Regions from separate parts of the Homo sapiens genome. Here regions 1, 2, 4 and 5 are each linked to region 3. Evidence: chromatin contacts called from ENCODE Hi-C or POLR2A ChIA-PET data. All regions are on one chromosome and are shown on one strand. Each heading gives the region's core, a stretch centred on a gene start or an enhancer-like site at or near the end of the contact. The rest is flanking DNA. Distances are from core to core; before and after follow the strand shown. Region 1 holds the start of EBP (EBP cholestenol delta-isomerase). Region 2 holds the start of TFE3 (transcription factor binding to IGHM enhancer 3). Region 3 holds the start of TSPYL2 (TSPY like 2). Region 4 holds the start of PPP1R3F (protein phosphatase 1 regulatory subunit 3F). Region 5 holds the start of WDR13 (WD repeat domain 13).

The links. A loop is a pair of places that touch in the nucleus more often than their neighbours do. ChIA-PET counts read pairs that join two places held with the same protein, here RNA polymerase II (POLR2A). Pooled maps may share reads with other maps.
Region 1: a pooled map shows a loop between it and region 3 (8-fold over the local background). The contact joins the promoter of EBP here to the promoter of TSPYL2 in region 3. A Hi-C loop is called at or near these places in 6 of 50 pooled maps.
Region 2: a pooled map shows a loop between it and region 3 (11-fold over the local background). The contact joins the promoter of TFE3 here to the promoter of TSPYL2 in region 3. A Hi-C loop is called at or near these places in 9 of 50 pooled maps. POLR2A ChIA-PET finds 5 or more read pairs at or near these places in 2 of 52 experiments (AG04449 and naive thymus-derived CD8-positive, alpha-beta T cell).
Region 4: a loop to region 3 is called in a pooled map, with 12 times the contacts of the local background. The contact joins the promoter of PPP1R3F here to the promoter of TSPYL2 in region 3. A Hi-C loop is called at or near these places in 3 of 37 single-sample maps with no recorded cell type and 8 of 50 pooled maps. POLR2A ChIA-PET finds 5 or more read pairs at or near these places in 2 of 52 experiments (B cell and CD4-positive, alpha-beta T cell).
Region 5: a map of naive thymus-derived CD4-positive, alpha-beta T cell shows a loop between it and region 3 (7-fold over the local background). The contact joins the promoter of WDR13 here to the promoter of TSPYL2 in region 3. A Hi-C loop is called at or near these places in 1 of 168 maps with a recorded cell type or tissue (naive thymus-derived CD4-positive, alpha-beta T cell) and 4 of 50 pooled maps. POLR2A ChIA-PET finds 5 or more read pairs at or near these places in 1 of 52 experiments (activated B cell).

What each region holds. Positions count from the first base shown.
Region 1 is chrX:48,520,558-48,523,326 of GRCh38, forward strand. It overlaps EBP (EBP cholestenol delta-isomerase), which reads left to right and starts at 1,251. Exons shown (of 5, transcript NM_006579.3): 1 at 1,251-1,350. PORCN (porcupine O-acyltransferase) reads left to right here. Exons shown (of 15, transcript NM_203475.3): 15 at 1-251. RefSeq lists silencers at 92-151, 1,066-1,295, 1,356-1,535.
Region 2 is chrX:49,040,518-49,045,519 of GRCh38, forward strand. TFE3 (transcription factor binding to IGHM enhancer 3) reads right to left here and starts at 2,840. Exons shown (of 10, transcript NM_006521.6): 1 at 2,594-2,840; 2 at 1-51. The coding sequence starts at 2,709. RefSeq lists an enhancer at 2,166-3,029 and a silencer at 2,571-2,810.
Region 3 is chrX:53,079,728-53,084,349 of GRCh38, forward strand. TSPYL2 (TSPY like 2) reads left to right here and starts at 2,640. Exons shown (of 7, transcript NM_022117.4): 1 at 2,640-3,578. The coding sequence starts at 2,772. It overlaps GPR173 (G protein-coupled receptor 173), which reads left to right. Exons shown (of 2, transcript NM_018969.6): 2 at 1-888. RefSeq lists silencers at 2,505-2,614, 2,885-2,934, 2,965-3,014.
Region 4 is chrX:49,267,977-49,272,833 of GRCh38, forward strand. PPP1R3F (protein phosphatase 1 regulatory subunit 3F) reads left to right here and starts at 1,817. Exons shown (of 4, transcript NM_033215.5): 1 at 1,817-2,897. The coding sequence starts at 1,894. RefSeq lists enhancers at 906-1,405, 1,103-1,152 and a silencer at 1,853-2,092.
Region 5 is chrX:48,594,317-48,598,741 of GRCh38, forward strand. It overlaps WDR13 (WD repeat domain 13), which reads left to right and starts at 3,176. Exons shown (of 10, transcript NM_001347217.2): 1 at 3,176-3,298; 2 at 3,642-3,721; 3 at 4,401-4,425. The coding sequence starts at 3,681. RefSeq lists enhancers at 3,482-3,801, 3,822-3,891, 3,912-3,971.

The DNA.
Region 1 (2,769 bases), core at 1-2,500, 4.6 Mb before region 3:
TACTCCTTGACCCCCTCCATCCTTGACCCCCAACACCTCAACACACACACACACACACACACACAAAATCACACCATTTTCATGCCTGTCAATCCCCACCCCACCACAAGGCAGGAAGGGGGTGGTGCCTGCTGGGGCCTAGAGGGGGATGCTTGGGGAAACAGAGAAGGGGAGATCCAGGGCCTCCCCGCCTTCCTTCTTCCTTTTTATATACAATTTGTTATTGTCAAATAAAAGTAGGAAATATTCAATAGGCTTCTTCTTCACTGCTCAGAGGGGAATAGGAATGAGTGAGGAAGGGAGCACAGCATGGATAAAGGTTTGGAAGCTGGAAACCATGAAGAGAGAGCAGACTGTGATTGGTTCATGGTTAGTTTATGATTGATTAGATGATGAGCCTGAAGATGGCAGGATCCTGGTCCTGCTTGGTTTGATCAGGGCAGGGACAGATTGCATAGTTGGATGTGGGGGAGGCCTGATTGGCTGGAAAACTGAAGGATCCCCATTCTGATTGGTTGCTCTGAGTGGGACACAGAGGAGAGAAAGCAAGAGAGATGAAGGGTTGGTGCCTATTTATCCTTAGGACTGAGGGTTGTGGGTTCTAATTGGATGGGAGGTCTGGGATGGGTCTGGATTCTGATTGATTGCTCCATCTGGGGGCCCACTGGTGGTTAGGCGTTTGATTGGCTTTTTAGAACTGGCATATGGAGATTGAGGGTCTTCATGCCAATTGGTCAGTAGGACTGAGAGGCCTGGGTTCTAACTAGTTCTTCTGACTTGAGGTCGGGAGAAGAGAGAATGACCGCTGCTATTAGGACTGAGGAGTTCTGAGCACTGAAGAGCTGGGGAGGGGGTGGTTGCAGTGTATAGCGTGTGATCTGCTTGTAACAGTTTCGTTGCATTATACTAAGGGTTACTCTACCTAGAAAAGGGCGGAGGTGAAAGGATGCAACGCAACGCTAATTTCACCAGCGGAAGAAGCGGGTACAGACCTTAATGAGTCCCCGTTTTGATCGACTGATAAGGGAATGGGGAAATTGAAGCCAGGACTCGATGCAGATTGGCTACGGATCCAAAACGCCCACTAACCTTGGCGCGTCCCAGTCTCCACCCCAAACCTAACTCAGGTGAAAATGGCGCCACGCGCGGGGGCGGGGCTAGAGGTACAAAGAGAGTGTCTATTGGTTGGGAGCGGCACGGGCCGCCTTCTTCGCTTCACCATTGGCTCGCTCCGTAAGGCAAGAGAACCCACTAGGGGATGAGCCCGAACTAGGGATGTGACAGAGCGCGAGACCCAGCCTAAAGAGAGCCCGGAGCCAGCGTGGGAGGCCGCTGCCGTCGCGCGCCTTGGTGAGTGCCCTCCACCCGGCCCCTGCTCCCTCCCCCAGCTCTCCCCGGCTACGCGGCCAGCCCTCGGCGTGCCAGCGCGAGACCCTTTGCCACCCGCCCCCCCCACCGCCCTTTTGCGCCTGCGCGAGACCCCCAGCTACCGCACGGTTGTCCAGAGGACAGAAGATCCGTCTTCTCATTGGGCAGCGGGACTGGAGGGTTCTGGTTCGGATTGACCGGCTTTGTGTTCCGTTCTAGCGCTGCACGCCAGACACCGGCCTTTCAATATCCGTCTCTTCCCTGCAGGTTGACGGCGTTGCACGCTCTCGCGGGGAGGCTCTGGCTTTCCAAACGCTGGCACCGAGGGTTGTAGTTCTGATTCGTTTTCTTTCCTCTGTCCCCCAGTTGCAGTTTTCAGGACTACGTGGGGGAGGGAATAGCTTTTTGTTGAACGGTTTAAGACGCTGACCTGTGCAACTGGACCACGCCTGGTTCCTGTGTCTCTTACCAAACCGTGACCCCGGAGCACAGGACTGGGTTTGGTGGTCGTGAGCAGTTTGTGACCCTTGAAGGAAGACACCAGGCCTGGTCCTGTATCTCCCTCGCCAGACTGTGACCAGGGAGGGCTGGGATCAGGTGTTGTTCCCATGTGCCTCCCACCAGACTTTGACCCCCGAGGGCTGAGACCGGGACTGTTTCTACCACATCATAATATGGCTTCTAAAGGGCTGGAACAAGCTTTCAGCCTTTCTGTGGCCTTGTGTTTCAGTCATGTTCTTTTTCTTTTCTTTTTTATTTTATTTTGAGACAGAGTCTCGCTCTGTTGCCCAGGCTGGAGTGCAGTGGCATGACCCCGGCTCACTGCAGCCTCTGCCTCCCAGGTTCAAGCGATTCTCCTGCCTCAGCCTCCTGAGTAGCTGTAACTACAGGCGCACGCCACCACACCTGGCTAATTTTTGTATTTTTAGTAGAGACGGGGTTTTGCCATGTTGGCCGGGCTGGTCTTGAACTCCTGAGCTCAAGTGGTCCACTCGTCTTGGCCTCCCAAAGTGCTGGGATTACAGGCGTGAGCCACCGCGCCCGGCCTTCTTTTTTAGAGGCAGAGTCTCAGACTGGAGGGCAGTGATGTGGTCACTGCTCACTTCAGCCTTGAAGTCCTGGGCTCAAAGCGATCCTCCTGCCTCAGCCTACCTACTAGCTGGGACTACAGGCCTTTGTCACCACACCTGACTGATTTTCTTATTTTTTTAGAGACAGTTTCGCTGTGTTGCCCAGGCCGGACTTGAATTCCTGGCCTCAGGTGCTGCTCCTGCATCAGCCTCCCAAAGCACTGGAATTACCTGCCACGGTGCCTGGCCTTTAGTCATGGTCTTAAAACAGAATGTAGGCCGGGCGCAGTGGCTCACGCCTGTAATCCCAGCACTTTGGGAGGCTGAGGCG
Region 2 (5,002 bases), core at 1,590-4,089, 4.0 Mb before region 3:
TCTAATTCTATGTCAGCAACAATCCCGGATTCCGGAAGCAAAGAGTTCAGGCTGAGGGGGAGGTGGAGTGGTGGTCAGTGATTGAATGAAGGACCTTATTCCCCAGCCCTCCCCTGAGACAGAGAAAGAGAGAGAGAGGGGGGGAGAACGAAGAGGAGGGTACAAGCCCCTCATATTTGGCCACCTTGCTGGGTACCACACCACCATGAATTCCCACCTCCTTCCCCCATCCCCCTTTCCCTTCCCCACTGTGTTACTCATAGTCCCTTAGGAGTCAGAATAATAAGAACGCCTGCATCCCAACCCCCACACTGTAACAACCTGGGTTTGAGGAAAACAGAATTTAGGAATAACAATTCACTTTATAGAAGGATTCCTGACTTCCTATTCAGAGTTCTCCCAGCCCCCATACCCCCTACTTTTTTTTTTTTTTTGAGACAGAGTATCGCTCTGTCACCAGGCTGGAGTACAGTGGTGCGATCTCAGCTCACTGCAAGCTCTGCCTCCTGGGTTCAAGTGATTCTCACGCCTCAGCCTCCCGAGTAGCTGGGATTACAGGCACACGCCACCACGTCCGGCTAATTTTTGTATTTTTAGTAGAGACGGGGTTTCACCGTATTAGCCAGGATGGTCTCGATCTCCTGACCTCAAGATCCGCTTGCCTCGGCCTCCCAAAGTGCTGGGATTACAGGTGTGAGCCACTGCGCCCGGCCAACCCCCTGCTATTTTCTTTACAGCTGAATGTGAGCCCAGGTATATGTGTGTACACACACACACACACAGAGCAAGTAGGGGCATCCCTCAGCATAACAGTCCCTTGTAACACAAACTGAATGCATCACAAAGAGAACTGGAAATAATTCACTTGACGTAAAGATCTACCATTTCACAAATGAGTTTCTCCCAGCCCCAGCCAGAGTTCATGGGATGCCAACACATGCCTAAATATAAAATAGAAATATCAAAGGCTCCCCTCGCTCCAACAGACTGGATTTACAAGAGGGAGAATTTGGGTGGTTGATCCACTTTATACAAGCATTCTTTTCTTACCGGAGGAGCCTGCCCAGCCTTCTCCTGTTTTTTTGGATAGATCAAAACACACACACACCCCCAACACTAACACCCACTGGCGCACAAAATAAGAAGCCATATACACCCATCCCTTTAACTATGTCCACTACTGCGATGATCTAGGTTGTTACAGAGGAATTAGAAGATGGTGAATCGATATACAGAAAGGCTCTGCTCAGCCCCAGAGAGCAAGGGACAGTTAACACACACGTGGATGAATATGCATCCTTCAATTTAGCTAAACATTTAGAATGCTGAGAGATTGCTGGTGACTTCACTTGACAAGAATCCTCTCCCCTCCCCAAGGATCTGTCTTCCTTCCTCTCCTCACCCTCAGATGGAGCCCTAAAACCACCCAGGAAGTTGGGAAGAGGAAGCTCGGGCGAGCCACTGAGCTCAGCACAATCCCAGGCACAAAGGAGGCAAAGACCCCCCCCCACCCAGGGCTCACACACCCATTGCACAGAAGTTGGAAGAGATGGGCACTGGGGTGAGCAGGGAGGGCTGGGGCTCCAAAGCCCATTGATGAAAGTAAGGATGAGAAGAGGCCAGAGGGGATCCACCCAGGCAGGGATGGTGCAATCTGTACTCGTTCCAGCTCTATGGACAGATTCAAGATTACCCCCAGGAGCTCGGAGATCGAAAAGAAGATAAAAAGAAAAGGGGTGTGGGGCTAGGGAGTGGGAAGGGCTGAGAGGCTAGAGCGAGTAGCAGCATGAACAAGAGCCTCCTCTGGGTTCCCAAACAAGGTCTGAGGCCTCTGAGCTAAGAGGTAACATCATCGCCCTCTGCCTGGCTGTCTATCTTCCATTCAGGCCCTTAACAGGTGTGGGAAGAGGGCTTTTCCACTATCCTTGGGATCTGCCCCAGCTGGGTAGGCGGGCAGAGGGGAAAGGATTATTCTGGTCAAGTCTTGCTGAATGTTGCTTCTCTTGTTCATTCACACGCACTCACAAGGCTGGTCCCAGGCAGCATATCTGAGATACCTCCAAATCCCTCCAGATTCATGTTATCCCCAAACACAGCAACCAGTCACTGAGAGGCACCAAGCTCCCAAGACAGCACTTCTGTCCCTCAGGACCCCTTCTCCCACACTGAGGGAAAAAAGATTCTAGGATTCCCTTAAAACCAGTGCCTCACCTGACAGTGTCCCCTCAAATTCATTCCCCTCATGTCCGACTGAAAATCCCCGAATTCAGCCTCTAATCAGAGACCCTGTCTACCAAGTTCAGCTATCTCAGACCAGTTTCTGGATACTCCAGAATAGGCCCCTCTAGACGCAGTCAAGGGCTCCCCAAACCTGACCCAGACCCCGCTTAATGCACTCCCACGACTCCTTTAATAAAGCCACAATCCAAGCAGGCCACTGCCGGATTCCTTAGGTGCCCCCCCAAGACGGGCGCCCCGACGTCCTCCAAGGCTAGGCCGAGGGCCTCCAATCCCAGTCCGGGGCCCCCACTGCCCCCGAGATCAGGCCCCTGGGAGCCCCAGTCGGCACTCCCAGCCCCAGGCGGCCCCGCACCTGAGCAGCTGAGCCGAGTCGGCCGGCCTGCGCTCCTCCAACAGCACGAACACGGCTCGAGGGCCCTCCGCGCTGGCCTCTACGCCATCCCGAGCTGGTTCGGCCGCATGAGACATGACGCCCGGCCCCGGGCGAGCCCTGCCAGGCCGGTCGGGCCTCGGCCCGGTCCCCCTAACAAAATAAGAGTCCCCCCTCCCCCCAGCTCGCCACCGCCGCCTCCTCCGCTAAGCCATGGAGCTAGCACTGCGCGGGCGGGCGGCGTCGGGGAGATGGGATGGGCTGTGAGTCATCCCCCGCCCAGAACGGACCGACGCCCCCCCTCAACCTAACCCCGGACGACCGCCCTCCTCCCCCTCGTCTTCTTCCCCCTCCTCCCTCCTCCCAGGGATGGGGAAACTCCACAGGAAGTGACCGCACTGGGGATGGATGGCCCGTCTGGCCACGACCCATTAGCGAGGCGGCCAATCGCTGAACGGCGATTCGAGGGCCCACCCTAAGCGACGCCTCCGACGCGGAGGAAAAACGCGATTCGGCCCGCCCTCATTCCGAGAAGCAGCACCCAGACCACGCCCTCAGGGGCAGCGACAAATAGGCGAGGGTTGATTTGGTTGAACCACGCCTCTATGTTTGCGTCGCTTTCGGAGCCACGCCCTCTCTTCTCAAATTATCCCTCTGCAAGGTAATATTAAGCCGCTCCTTGGGTCCTCTGCGCCTGCGCATCGATGGCCAGTCGGCGCACGGAGGGTCTCCTGGCCAAGCTTTTAGCTGCGGAACCGCGCCCTCTTTCGGCCAATATTTGTAATATCTGAGCCCTAGACCGCGCTCCAACCTCGATCTGGCTGTGCTCTCTCAGCCAAAGCCATAACTATGAGGCAGAGGCAGCTACATTCCCTGAAGGTGCGGGCCAGAAACCCCCCCCTTTCGCTGTCCGCAGTCCAGCCGCCCAGCTGGTCTTCCGGGAGTATTCCGCCTGTTCCATGCCATCGAGAGCGGTTGTACTATGTTCATTGCGCTGCGCAATATGTGCTTAATAAATTCTTGACGGGTGAATGAATCTGGTCCCTTCGGTGAATGACGACTTCTGGAATCACAAAGATCCAGGTTTGAATAGGGAAGGGGACCTCCCCTCTCCCAGCCTCAGCTTTCCTGGCCTGTTAAATGGGGGTCAAAATACCTGTCTGGCAGGGTTGTTCTGAGGATTAAAGATAATGTATGAAAAGTGCTAGCAGGTTGTTTGGCATACAAGAAGCTTCCCAAAATTAGTTGATTCACTCATTTGTTCACTTATTCAACATTCACTGAGCGCTTCTGTATGCCAGACGCATGCAAGCCGGCTCGCACAAGGCGGAGGGTCTCACTCATATATCCTCAGGTGCAAATAGCTCACAAAACACCCAGACCTACAGCCTTCCCTTCCTCTTTCCTGACATCCCAAGACCCCACCCTGAGTTGCGCCTCCAGGAATTTCACCGGGCTTTCATTTACCTTGGACCTTCCTGTATTGGCATCATTATTTCACAGGTCTGTCAGTTGCTTTCGTAAACTCATCCATACTCACACACAACCATCTCGTACAAGGGGGAAACCTCTACATAATAAAGATGACTTCTGGCCGGGCGCGGTGGCTCATGCCTGTAATCCCAGCACTTTGGGAGGCCGAGGCGGGTGGATCACCTGAGGTCAGGAGTTTGAGACCAGCCTGGCCAACACGGTGAAACCCCGTCTCTACTAAAAATACAAAAAATTAGCCGGGCGTGGTGGCGGGCGCCTGTAATCCCAACTACTCGGGAGGCTGAGGCAGGAGAATCCCTTGAACCGGGAAGCAGAGGTTGCAGTGAACCAAGATAGTGTCACTGCACTGCAGCCTGGGTGACAGAGTGAGACTCAGTCTCAAAAAAAAAAAAAAAAGAAAAAAGAATACATTACCAATTGTACCAATCAAAACTCTAAAACGGAACTTGTAGATCCAATGTTAAAATTCCTATGATGCCTTAAACATGTAAGAATGGGCCGGGCACGGTGGCTCACACCTGTAATCCAGCAGTTTGGGAGGCCAAGGTTGGTGGGTCGCTTGAGGCCAGAAGTTCGATACCAGCCTGGCCAACATGGCAAAACCTCGTCTCTACAAAAATACAAAAATTAGCCGGGCGTGGTGGTCTGCGCCTGGCCTGTAGTCCCAGCTACTCGGGAGGCTGAGGCAGGAGAATAGCTTGAACCCGACAGGCGGAGGTTGCAGTGAGCCGAGATCACGCCACTGCACTCCAGCCTGGGGCGACAGAGTGAGACTCTGTCTCAAAAACAAAAACAATGGCCCAGTGCGGTGGCTCACGCCTGTAATCCCAGCACTTTGAGAGGCCGAGGCAGGTGGATCACTTGAGGTCAGAAGTTCAAGACCAGCCTGGCCAACGT
Region 3 (4,622 bases), core at 1,390-3,889:
GTAAAATGCCTGTATATGGGGACAGATACAGCACGTGCATGCATACACACACACACACACACACCACAGTTGAGAGGAGACAAACTAGAGTATGTGCCCGTGGTAGGAAGTCGAGTGGTCAAGAGATGGATCTTGGAAACTACATAGGTCGGTAGCAAGAGGGTAGACTCCCATCTCACAAGATGGGCCTCCCTTGGCCCAGGCCCTGAGCACGGGAGGGCTGGGGCCGCCAGGGAACTTGAAAACCTCATCTCCTCACAAAGCCTGTAGCCCCATCTCAACCCCGTCTCAGTCTCCTTCCCAAACTCAAACAAGGTGTTCCTAAAATTGGACCACCATGGAGAATGGGGACTGGGAATTGAGGATCAAATGTGAGGGAAACTGATGAGGTTAGGAAATGCCCCCCACAAAGTAATGGCTTCTGGAGGGACTGCTCAGTCTGGGATGGGAGCCCTTCCTAGGGGCCACTGTATGCAGCTGGGACTTTGGTCAGCTTTGACCAAATTTAGAGGGAGGGATGTCATGGGGAAAAAAAACCCAAGCCCAGGAGTCTACCCAGCCAGCCTGCTCCCTAGACAGTTAATTTACTATCTGGTTATTCTCTCAGGTGCACAGAATTGAGTTGACCATACTCCTCAGTTCTTGGCACACTATATCATCATTGGTCCATGTGAGGCCCTTTTATTTTTTTTTCTTCAGTTTTGTCCCCTTCATCACCCATTCCTGATCCCATCCTCCCCGCCCCCTACACAGGCACCCACTCTCGTGTATTTAACGTACGTCCTTCCAATCCACCGTTCATGTGTTTATTTACATATATGTGTATCTGTGAAAAATGTATGGTATTGCTGTGTGTTTTAATTTACATAAACAGTATTGTACTATAAATCTTGTTGTTTCTTTTTTCACTCAACATTCTGTCTTTGAGAGATCCAGCCATGTTGCCGTATATAGATCTAATTCATTCTAGTGGTCCATCTAAAACATATATCACATTTTTCTTATCCACTCCCCTGATGATGGATCCCTAGGTCTCCTCTCTGCTCCGCGACAAGGCTGCAATGGGCAGTTACCTACACCTCTCTTGAGGGATGCCTAATTTAGGGGAGAGAAAACTGAAGCTCAGAGAGGGGCAGTGATTTGGTTAAGGTTACAAAATGAGGGGCACACCCATGATGTGAATCCCAGCACCAAAGCCAGCCCTCCACCACCATGCCTCACAAAAGACCATCCATCTCTGGTTTAAAAAGAAAAATCTTAAAATACAGCATACACTGGGGAAAGGGAGAGGAAAGGATGGAAAGGGGGAGAAATGAAGAGACAGAAAGTGCTAGAAAATTCTAGCAGATGAGCTGAATCACAATCATTTTTATGACGCAGAGGAAGTTACTTTTTTGTGTGTGTGATTATTATTTGTAGAGCCATTTTGCGGAGATGGAAAACGCCACGTCAAAACCTGGCCCCCAAACCAAACACCCTGGGTGCCTAAATTGCAGGCGCAGGCGGTAGGGCAGCCCGAGCCCCCGAGGAGCTACAGCAGAGTTCACCCAGGGGGCAAACGTGGGGGGTGGGGGAAGGGGCAGAAGTGGAAGGTAGGAAAAGAGGCAGAAGCGGGGGGGCGGGGGGCAGGGGTTGTGTGAGGGAAGGGGCAGAAGTTGGGGGATAGGGGAAGGGCAGAAGCGGAGGGCGGGAGGGTGAGGGAAGGGGCAGAAGTGGGGTTGGGGGGTGAAGGAAGGGGCAGAAGTTGGGGGATAGGGGAAGGGGCAGAAGTGGGGGTGAGGGAAGAGACAGTTGGGGGATGGGGGTCAGAAGCAGGGAATGCGGGAAGGGGCAGAAGGGGGGGTGAGGGAAGGGGCAGAAGCGGGGGAGGAAGGGGCAGAAGCGGGGGGTGAAGGGGCAGAAGCGGGGGTGGGGTGGGGGAAGGGGCCGAAGCGGGGGATGGGGGAAGGGGCAGAAACGGGGGGTGGGGGAAGGGACAGAAACGGGGAGTGGAGGAAGGGGCAGAAGCGGGGATGGAAAAAGGGGCAGCAGTGGGGGATGGGAGAAGGGGCAGAAGCGGGGGTGGGAGAAGGGGCAGGAGCTGGGATGGGGGAAGGGGCAGGACCCGGGATGGGGGAAGGGGCAGAAGCGGGGGTGGGGGAAGGAGCTGAAGGAAATGGGGGAAGGGGCAGATTTTAAAAGTGCGTAGTTGCTGAGGGGAGGGGGGCGGGGGGAACGATAACGAGGCTCTTCCAATTTCATGTGAGCACATCCTGCTCAGCGCCTGCGTTTGTTTTTCGTCTCGTTTTTTGGTCTTCAGAACCACTGGTACTTTTCCCATTGGATAAAACGCTGAGAGGGTGAGGGAGAGGGGCTTCTTCCCCAGCTTTCCTCGCAGCCAATCGCCCTGCAGTTTCCCTCCCGTCGCTGAGGGAGTCAGCCCGTTGATTGGCGGGCCCGAGGGGAGCCAATCGGAAACTGATGATGTGTGGTGTTGGCAAGCGGATTGCGTGAGAGCGGGCAGGGGTCGCGGGAGCGCGATCGCCGCCGCGGCGGCCGGCAGCCAATGGCCAGGCCGAGCGGACCCCTGCGTCAGGAGTGGGCGGGGCTTCGGCGATTGGCGCGGAGGGAGTAGAGCGGGCGCTGTGGGAGGGAACGCCAGAGCGAGGTGGTGAGGAGAGCTGGTTGCGTGAGTCTCCTCAGCTCTGCTTACCGGTGCGACTAGCGGCAGCGACGCGGCTAAAAGCGAAGGGGCGAGTGCGAGTCCCCTGAGCTGTACGAACGCGGTCGCCATGGACCGCCCAGATGAGGGGCCTCCGGCCAAGACCCGCCGCCTGAGCAGCTCCGAGTCTCCACAGCGCGACCCGCCCCCGCCGCCGCCGCCGCCGCCGCTCCTCCGACTGCCGCTGCCTCCACCCCAGCAGCGCCCGAGGCTCCAGGAGGAAACGGAGGCGGCACAGGTGCTGGCCGATATGAGGGGGGTGGGACTGGGCCCCGCGCTGCCCCCGCCGCCTCCCTATGTCATTCTCGAGGAGGGGGGGATCCGCGCATACTTCACGCTCGGTGCTGAGTGTCCCGGCTGGGATTCTACCATCGAGTCGGGGTATGGGGAGGCGCCCCCGCCCACGGAGAGCCTGGAAGCACTCCCCACTCCTGAGGCCTCGGGGGGGAGCCTGGAAATCGATTTTCAGGTTGTACAGTCGAGCAGTTTTGGTGGAGAGGGGGCCCTAGAAACCTGTAGCGCAGTGGGGTGGGCGCCCCAGAGGTTAGTTGACCCGAAGAGCAAGGAAGAGGCGATCATCATAGTGGAGGATGAGGATGAGGATGAGCGGGAGAGTATGAGGAGCAGCAGGAGGCGGCGGCGGCGGCGGAGGAGGAAGCAGAGGAAGGTGAAGAGGGAAAGCAGAGAGAGAAATGCCGAGAGGATGGAGAGCATCCTGCAGGCACTGGAGGATATTCAGCTGGATCTGGAGGCAGTGAACATCAAGGCAGGCAAAGCCTTCCTGCGTCTCAAGCGCAAGTTCATCCAGATGCGAAGACCCTTCCTGGAGCGCAGAGACCTCATCATCCAGCATATCCCAGGCTTCTGGGTCAAAGCAGTATCCTTCTAATCGATACTCCGTAGGTCAGAAGCCCGTGACAGGAAAGGGGAAGGTGGGGGAGGGACAGAAAAGGTAAAGCGGGTGGAGGAGAGCCAGAGGTGGGCATGATCCCCCTATCGGAAGACGGACTAGACTGGGTGGAAGAGGGATGGAAGGAGGAGGGCAAAACAGCAGAGAAGCTGGACTGGAGATGATGAAGGGTGGTGGAGGGGGGGCGGACATAAAAACTGGACCACAGATGGGAAAGGGGGAAGAGGAGGAACATAGCATTAAAAAAAGGATCACAGATGATAAAAAGGGGGAGGGTAGTAAAGGGGCACACAGCAAAAAAATTGGACCAGAGATGGTGAAAGGAGGAGGGGAGGGGCACGTAGAAGATGAACTGACTCAGAGACCTTGAAGAGGGAGGGGAATGGCACACAGCAGAGAAACTGCCCAGAAAGGGTGCTTGAGCCATACAAGGCTCTGTAAACCTAGATTTTTGCTTAAGATACTAGGAGACCCCAATCCTGGCTGGAGTGCCTTGCATTGGAGGGAGGGGGGCTGGAGCCCCTGAAAGATCAAGAGAGGGAGTGTCTAGGTATAGAGAAAAAGGAGTTAAATGAAGGAAAGGGGAGAGTAGACACATACACATACATGTAACATGTTAGGAACATGAGTCGAACATCCTAATAGAATTATGTGGATACAGACCCTTAGCCCTCATATGAAACAGCACATGGTAAGAGGCCCTTAGCACCCAGGCATACAATATCATTTAGACATAGGACCTCAGCTCCTAGACACAGTATTATGTGACCACAGGTCCTCAGCATGTAGACACATGGCATAACTTGACCACAAGCCATCAGAGCCATTCACACATCATGTGGACATGGACCTTCAACACCCATACATACAATAACGTGACCACAGGCCCTCAGCAATCAGTTACAGCATCACTTGGACATGGCCCTTAAGCCCCCAGACGTGCATTTTGTGAACACAAGCTTTCAGCACCCAGTGACATATACCACATGCACATGGATTGTCGACACCCTG
Region 4 (4,857 bases), core at 567-3,066, 3.8 Mb before region 3:
CAATGCCCAAACCAGGTGGGCAGGAAGGAGTCCCTGGACTATTTGCCAGCTTGAACTTTTAGGTGAGAAAAAAATAAAGTTCTGTCTTGCTTAAGCCCCCATTATTTTATGATTTTTCTGTTACTTGCAGCTGAACATATTCATTTCTAACTCATGGACATCCTGAACATGGAGACCTGGGGAGAGGGGCTGCTGGAAGGATCACCTCCCTCCTAGGATGCTGTGAGGTTCTAATGAGATAACAGCATGCTCAGAACCTGGCACTCAGTAGGTGTTCAGTAAATCTTCCCAGGATGGAGAAGGAATGTATGAATGGATGTGTTCAGCGGACAAAAGCTGCAGTTGAGTTCCCACAGAAGGTGAGACCCCAAAGGGAGAGCGAAAGGAGTTTACTAGATGGAAGCAGCAGAAGGAACAGCACTCTTGGGAGAGGGAACAGTAGAAGCAGAGATGGGGGGACAGAAAGAAGGGAGGTGAGGCCCCTGTGGGGTGTGGAGTGTCAGGTTGGGCAAGAAGGACAGGGCTTTGATTGTGATTCCATTAGTCAGAAGCTACCCATATGCCCAATCAACTTCTGGTAGCACACAGTCAGGTCAGTGTTTGCTGAGCTGAAATTTAAAAAAGTGAATCCTTCAGAAAGTTAAATTTCCTATTCGGCCATTCATTCAACAATAGTATCAAGTCCTGGAGAGTGCTTGCGGCTAACAATCAGGGGCATTCTTGGCTTGTGGCACTGCTCAAGAAAAGGTTGTAGTTGGGCAGGGAGGACCCAGTAAGTAACTAACTGCAACAGGACAGTCATTTTCACTTTCCTAGTTCACACACCAAGGTGTGGTCTAGGCCTTCAGGGGCTCTGGGTATTCCTGGGGCAATGGGGAGTCACGGAGGGTTAGGGAGAGGGTAACCCCATCCCTGAGAAGCACATTTTTCCTAATGGCTGCCTGCGTTCTATGGTTCTGCTGTCCGGCCACCCAATACCTCAGACTCTGTCTACACAGCGTCCTCCTCTCCAGCCTCCTTATTGGCTACTCATGCCTCCCTTCACACCACCTACACTGCCCCCGTCGGCTCTGCTTTTTTCCCCATCTTGCCTCCAAGTCCTCCCTCCGTCCCGCTGCACTATCTAGCCTCGGCATTGGCTCATCCCATACTAGTACTGTCCTTTGAGGTCTCTACGCCTTCACCCTGGCTCCCTCATTGGCTATCCGCCAGCTCTCGTCCTCGCTCCCGCCTTCAGCCTCCACCTCCATTGGCTCGGCTCCCTACACACCCGCCTCTTGGTCTCCTTTTAGCCTTCGTATTGGCTAGCTCCACCTTGGCACCACCCCTTCGAAGCCGCAGTGCACGCTCACAAGCCTCCCCATTGGCTCGCTGCAGCCATTGTCGTCATCCCACGCGTGGCTCTCCATTGGCTGTTCTCTCTCTCTAGCTACCGTTCCACCGCCTACGCAACCCGCGGGATCTCCCACTTTTTGGGCCTCTGCGTTCGTTCCCGGCTGCCCTCATCGCCTGTAGCCATTCCACTTTTCCCACCGCCCACATGCCTCTCTCGCTCAGACTTCCGCATTAGCTGTCTGCTTCTGTTTTCTTCATCATGGATTTCGCACCACCCCCATTCCGGCCTCTCCATTGATTCCTCGATCATCCCGCCCCCTACACCGCCCACTCCCGGGCATCCCCATTGGCTGCGTGCTTCTCCGGCTCTCAATTCGCTGTACGTCATCCGTGCATGGCTGCCCATTGGCCCTCTGCAATACTTGTCTTCATCTCACCGCCTATGCCCCCGTGAGCCGTACCCCTCCGCGCTGGCCTTCCCATTGGCTGCCCGCCCCTTCAGGCCCTGCCCCCGCCGGTCCCGCCGCCGGTGCCGTCGGTGCCGCCGCCGCCGCCGATATGGCGCGTACGGCCCCTGTGGAGCCCCCGCTGCGGCATTCCGCGCCCCCCTCGCCGGCCGCGGGTGAGCCCCGCACCTCGGTCGAGGCGGCGGTGGCCCCGCGGAGGGTGCTGTTCGCCGACGAGGCCTTGGGGCTGCCGCTGGCGCAGTTGCGCCGCTACCGGCCGTGGGGCGGGCCCGGGGCGGGCAAGATGGCGGCGGCGGCCGGGCAAGATGGCGGCGGCGGCGGCGGGGCCGACGAGGACGACGATGGCGAGGATGGGGATGAAGGGGAGGAGGAAGAGGAGGCTTGCCCCGAGCCCTCACCGCTGTGCCCCGTCCCCGCTGGCGGGGGGTTTTACCTGGTCCCCACATTTTCGCTGCCGCCCGCGCCGGGCCGTCTGGAGCGCTTGGGGCGCGTCATGGTGGAGCTGGAGGCGCTGCTGCCGCCTCCCGGAGCGGTCCCCGGGGGTGCCGGGGTGTGGGTGCCTGGGGGCCGCCCGCCGGTGCTGCGCGGGTTGGTACGCGTGCTGAACCGCTCCTTCGAGAAGGCGGTGCACGTGCGGGCCTCACACGACGGCTGGGCTTCCTTTTGCGACCACCCAGCGCGCTACGTCCCGCGCAGCCCGCCGTGGGCAGGAGCGGGAGGAACAGGAGCAGGAGATCCCATCCTGGATCCGGGGCTCGGCCTGGGTCCCGGCCAGGCATCCGCCTCCTCGCCCGACGACGGCGGCCGCACCGACCGCTTTGCCTTCCAGCTGCCCTTTGCTGAGGGCGCGGGCGATGGGGCGCGCCTCGACTTCGTGGTGCGCTATGAGACCCCTGAGGGCACTTTCTGGGCCAACAACCACGGCCGCAACTACACAGTCCTGCTCCGGATCGCACCCGCTCCCACACCCACTGATGCCGAAGGGCTGCCCCAGCAGCAGCAGCTGCCGCAGCTGGAGCCACAGCCCGAGTGCCAGGGTCCCGTGGAGGCTGAGGCCAGGCAGCTGAAGAGCTGCATGAAGCCGGTGAGGCGCAGGTAATGTCAGCCAGCGCCACCTCCGCCAACGCAGGGCTGTGTCTGGGATGGAGGACAAGCATTCCGGCCCAGGAACCCCTCAGGCCTGCTCTCCAGGACAGGGAGGAGGGTGCATTGAGTCAGTCAGTCAAAGAGTGATGGAGGTCAAACACGTGCTAGGCACTGTTTTAACTGGGGTTTTATTCCTCCATTTATTGAGTTCCACTGTAAAGCCCTGAACAAGACAGACATCTACCCTACCCTCAAGGATTCATACAGGCTCCTATGGGAGACAGTTTGAAAAAACAAGCAAGCAAGCAGATAGGATAAATAGGGACAAAGTTAGCTGCTGAAGGGAGTAAGGGGATAGATTGGGAGGGAATGACTGTGTCAGACATGCTGTTAAAGGGAGGGCCTTTGAGGAGGTGAGTCCCGAATGATGATAAAGAAGAGTTATGCAGATACGGTGGGGAGGTGGGGGAGAGTTTGTAGGAAAAGGAACAGGGAGGACTTTTCTGAGGAGGTTTCATTTAAACTAAGTCCTGGATGATGAATAACAGTTATGTGCATATATGGAACAAGGGTGTTCTAGGTAGAGGAAACAGCAAGTGCAAAGGTCCTGGGGTGGAAATGAGCTTGGTGTGAATGATCAGCAGTGTGCTGGAGTGGAGAGAACTGCAATGACATAGTGTGGACCAAGGGCTTTGCCAGTGGGGGGTAGAGCAGATTCTCTTTCTGACAGAGCAGGAAACCAGGATTCCAGAGGTGGAGAAACTGGTTGAGGCAGTGATGGCACCTGGCTCTTCCAGTTCACCCATGCCTGACCTTGAAGCCTGTGCACTCTACTGTTAACGCTGTAATCTACTTTTGAGTCCTGTGGAGGCGAGGGGCTGAGCCCATGCTCTCACAAGAAAGCAGTGGCTCTAGCAGAGAGACAGAACCAGATGGGTACTGGACTTGAAGTTTTTGTCCCTTGTTTTTTTGCCACACCACCTGTGATCATTTAGGGACAGGGAGAAATAATCAGTTATACCCCAGGGGGCCCCAGAAGATTTCCCTAGGTTTCCTCTATCAAGCTATGAGTTCTTTAAGGGCAGCAGCTAGTCCTGATTCTTTTTGCGGTCACCTAAGTCTGGCCCAGGATCACTAGATTCTCCCTAAAATGTATACATTTCCCTGTTCCTGGGAGGACTGGGAATGGAAATGGGAAAATGCTTTTTGGACCTTGTATGTATACGCTTGGTCAGAAGCCCCTGGCTGCAGTAAGACATTTGTGGGTTCTGCTGGTTCTGGTAAGGCCTTAGGCTGTGAGTGGTTCAGAAAGGTCTAGCTCCGGTCTGGTGGGCAGATGTGCCTGGGTAACTGAGCAGGCAGGCAGGTACCCACTCACCCACCTGTGAGCCCCACCATAATCTGAGACTTCATTTAAAGGGGGCAGGCAGCATGGTTTTTCTTACAGCATTAAGAGTGTGGATTCTGGCATAGATTGCCTGGGTTCAAATCCTGGCGCTGCCACTTACTGGCCTTGTGACCTTGGCCAACGCATTTAACTACACCATGCCTCAGGACCCTCACCTGTAAAACAGAATTATAGCATCTACTTTACGGGATAAGAGTAAAGGTGCTCAGAACCGAGTCTGGCTCAAAGTAGTATCATACAGGTGTTAGCTAGTGTCAGTATTTAGGGAGCCACACCTACAGTTTCCTGGATTCCTCTCCTAAATTCGGCTCCGCCCATCAGCTGTGTGGCCTTGCCTCCGTTTCCTTCTCTGCTAAGGGAAATGACAGTCACTTTGCATGGTTGGATTGAATGCAGCAAACATGGGCAAGGTAACTGAAGCATGGTGGTAACTGCAAAAGATAACTGGCCAGCATTTACTGATTTCTGTGCTATGAACATCAGATCCATTCTCTCCGTGAGGCCTGCTGTGCATGCTGTGTTGTGTAGGTGCTATGATTATCCCCATTTAGTAGAGGGGAG
Region 5 (4,425 bases), core at 1,926-4,425, 4.5 Mb before region 3:
GGGCTCTGTTGAGAGAAGGTGGAAGTGAATGGGAAAGGTATTTATCACAACACTCTTTATGGTGAAAAAAGAACATGGAAATAAACCCAATGCCAGTCACAAATAGGGGACCAGTTCAGGGCTGGGTGCAGTGGCTCATGCCTGTAAATCTCAGCTCCTTGGGAGGCTGAGGTGGAAGGATGCCTCAAGGCCACGAGTTCGAGACCAGCCTGGGCAACATATCAAGATACCCCCATATCTCTCTCTTTTTAAAAAAAACAAAAAAAAAAAACAAAAAAAAAAAACAGGGTCTTACTCTAACATCCAAGCCAGAGTGCAGTGGCATGGCTCACTGCAGCCTTGACCTCCCAGGCTCAAGCAATCCTCCCACCTCACCCTCCTGAGTAGCTGGGACTATGAGCACACACCACCACACCCAGCTAATTTTATTTTTGTAGAGATGTAGTCTCACTGTGTTGCCCAGGCTGGTCTCAAACTCCTAGACTCAAGTGATCTTCTTGCCTTGGCCTCCCAAAGTATTGGGATTACAGGTACGAGCCACCATGCCCAGCCGACCCCATGTCGCTCTCTCTTTTTTAATTAATTTATGTTTGAGATGGAGTTTCGCTCTTGTTGCCCAGGCTGGAGTGCAATGGCACGATCTCAGCTCACTGCAACCTCCGCCTCCAGGGTTCAAGTGATTGTCCTTGCCTCAGTCTCCCAAGTAGCTGGGATTACAGGCTCCTGCCACCATGCCCGGCTAATTTTTTGTATTTTTAGTAGAGACAGAGTTTCACCATGTTGCCCAGGCTGGTCTCGAATTCCTAACCTCAGGTGATCTGCCCGCCTCAGCCTCCCAAAGTGCTGGGATTACAGGTGTGAGCCACCACATCCGACCTCTTTTTTTTTTTTTAAGAGACAGGGTCTCGCTCTGTTGCCCAGGTTGGAGTGTAGTGGCATGATCACAGCTCACTGCAGCCTTAACCTCCCAGGCTCAAGCAATTCTTCTGCCTCAGCCTCCCGAGTAGCTGGGACTACAGGGATGTACCACCATGCCTAATTTTTGGTAGAGATGGGGTCTCACTTTGTTCCCCAGGCTGGTCTCAACTTCCTGGACTCAAGTGATCCTCCCGCCTCAGCCTTCCAAAGTGCTGGGATTACAGACATAAGCCACTACGCCCAGTTGACACCATGTCTTAAAAAAAAAAAAAAAAAAAAAAACGTAAGGGAACCAGTTCAATAAAATGTCACCCTTGAATTCCCTGGGCTTCAGATATCCTCATCTGTAAAATGGGGATAGTAACAGGACCCACAACCTTCAGTTATTATGATTAAATTGACTGGGTACAGTGGCTCACGCCTGTAATCCTAGCACTTAGGGAGGCCGAGGCGGGCGAATCACTTGAGCTCAGGAGTTTGAGACCAGCCTGGCCAACATGGTGAAACCCCGTCTCTACCAAAAATAGAAAAATTATCCGGGCGTGGTGGCAAATGTCTGTGGTCCCAGCTCCCGGGAGGCTGAGGTAGGAGGACTGCTTGAGCCCAGGTGGCAGAGATTGCAGTGAGCCAAGATCGTGTCACTGCACTCCAGCCTGGGTGACAGAGTGAAACCCCATCTCAAAAAAAAAAAAAAGATTAAATAGATTAATATATGTATAAAATACCTTGAACAGTACCCAGCACATTGTCTCATAAATATTAGTTGTTCTTGTTAAGGTTACATGTTTGTGCAGTGAAATAGAGTTTACTCTTTATCAATCATGTTACAAAAGAGTATTTAATATGAAAAGACACTGATAAGCTTGTTACAGGGACAAGGGAGATGCTGAGTCAACACAATACAGTGTGATCTTTCGGTGACTTTAAAACATTGTTGAATTGATTGTATTTGTTATAAAAATAATGTGGAAAATAACAGCTTTGAATTTTATGTCAGTTGATGTTAAGATCCAACAGGAAGTTTACCCTGATAACGTTAAGATGAACAGTTTGAAAGCAGCTTCCTGCTGGAAGTTGAAATAGAGATGATTCAGATAGCCTCTTTGGATCCAAACCCCAAAGCTTCTTTTGCCTAATTCTATCTTCTGTCTTTAGAAACTCAAGCCTCGACTGGGCTCGGTGGCTCACGCCTGTAATCCCAGCACTTTGGGAGGCCGAGGCGGGCGGATCATGAGGTCAGGAGATTGAGACCATCTTGGTTAACACGGTGAAACCCCCTCTCTACTAAAAACACAAAAATTTAGCCAGGCGTGGTGTCGGACGCCTGTAGTCCCAGCTACTTGGGAGGCTGAGGCAGGAGAATGGCGTGAACCCAGGAGGCGGAGCTTGCAATGAGCCGAGATCGCGCCACTGGACTCCAGCCTGGGCGACAGAGCGAGACTCCCGTCTCAAAAAGAAAAAAAAAAAAAAAAAAGAAAGAAACTCAAGCCTCAAGCTGTCTGGGGGCATCCAAGTCCAACCATCCCAGTCACACACACACAACCGACCTTACTCATCCCAGGGGTGTGCAGAGGCCCACTGCAAGAACTGGTGAACTTTCAAGGCGTCTTTGCATATATGATGATTTTTTATTCTATTATTCAAGTTTTGCTTGGACAAGATTGTGCTGCTAAAAAGTGGCCTACACCACTTTTTTTGTTTTTGTTTTTGAGACAGGGTTTCACTCCCGTCGCCCAGGCTAGAGTGCAGTGGCGCGATCTCAGCTCACTACAACCTCCGCGTCCTGGGCTCAAGCAATCCTCCTGCCACAACCTCCCGAGTAGCTGGGACTACAAGCGCCCGCCACCATACCCGGCTAATTTTTGTATTTTTAGTAGAGACGGGGTTTCACCATGTTGGCCAGGCTGGTCTTGAACTCCTGGCCTCAAGTGATCCACCTGCCTCGGCCTCCCTAAGTGCTGGGATTACAGGCGTGAGCCACCGCGCCCGGCCCTACACCACTTTTTAAAAGTCGTGTTTCTTCTCTTTTTTATAATGTTGTACTTCTGATTTCTAGGGAATGATTAGCAAACTCACCCCTGACGCTATGTCCCTTGGACATTATCCTTGTATACACAAAAAGTGCAATTAACGAGTGGGTAGAAGTCAAGGGGTGGAGCCTCCGTCCTTGGGCTTGAAGCCAATGTCCCTCAATGCGCCTGCGAGACTCCCACGCCCTGGGAAGGATGCCTATCGATTCGCTCTGGGCTCGGCAGTTCTTTCTGATAGCAGGCAGCCATCTTGCCTGGAGCCTGAGAAAGGGAGGAGAGACAGAAGGAACCGGCGACAGTGGTCTCAGGGCCGCTCCGGGGGGCCTCAAGAACCGGAGGCAGCCCCGGAGGTGGTCCCCGATCCCGGGCTATGCTCTTGGATCTGAGAAGGGAAGGCGGAGGGCGGCGGGGACAAGATGGGTGGAGAATGTCAAGCAAGGAATGCTAGGCGGGGGAGGGGCGTTGCTATGGCGACTGGGGAGGGGCGGTGTCTGTTCTGAATCGCTGTGTGTCACCCGGGCGCTGCCCAGGAAGGGCAGGGCTGGGGTGATGACCATGGTAACACCCGGGGGGGAGTTCGTGACATCTCCGGCGCGGAGGGACTCGATGTCTATGGCAATGGTCGCCTGGTGGAAGGGACGGAACTAGATCCCTTCGCTCGGGACGCTCACATTCCAGGCCCTTGTCCTGCAGGCTGCCGCGGGCGGACACGCCAGAGGAGGAGGCCGGGGAATGGCCGCGGTGTGGCAGCAAGTCTTAGCAGTGGACGCGAGGTGAGGCGTGGGGTCAAAGCCCATGGGAGCAGAACTTACTGTGGTGCATGCGCAATGGCGATAAGTGAGGCTGGGCGGAGAACTTGCCTTATGCGGCTGCGTGGGCATGCCGGAGGTGAGCATGCGCAGTAGCGGGGGCGGGCACGCCCGCGGTGAGTTGGCTGCGCCGGAGAGGATTCTAAACAGCAAGCTGGGAAAATGTGGTCAGATGTGGGCATGCGCAAAGCGGCTACCTGTGAGAGGGAGGTGGGGCTCAGGCAGGTGACATCCTATCCCCTATGGGTGTCCCCTAGACTTTTTTTTTTTTACATCATCACTTCCCCATTCTGACCCCATCACCTCCCAACGCTGACCCCCATAATGTCAGTCTGATTTCTGTCGCCCTGGTATACTGACCCTAATTATTGTCTGCGCTGACCCAGTCACCCCGTAGGGACCCCAGCACGGCAGCAGACTGACTCTGTTGTCTGCAAACTGACCTCATGACCATGCTCATTATTACTGCAGACTCACTCCCACCACAGGACCAAGAGGTCCCTCATCACCACTGCTAGTCATTCTTACCACCTAGGCCCCAGTCACTGCCACACACCTCACTCTCCTGCCGTACCCCCCCCCCCGAGCTGATTGATTCCCTCTGTCCTGTGCCTGCTGCCTGCCCTGCATCCTGACCCTGCAGGTACAACGCGTACCGCACACCAACG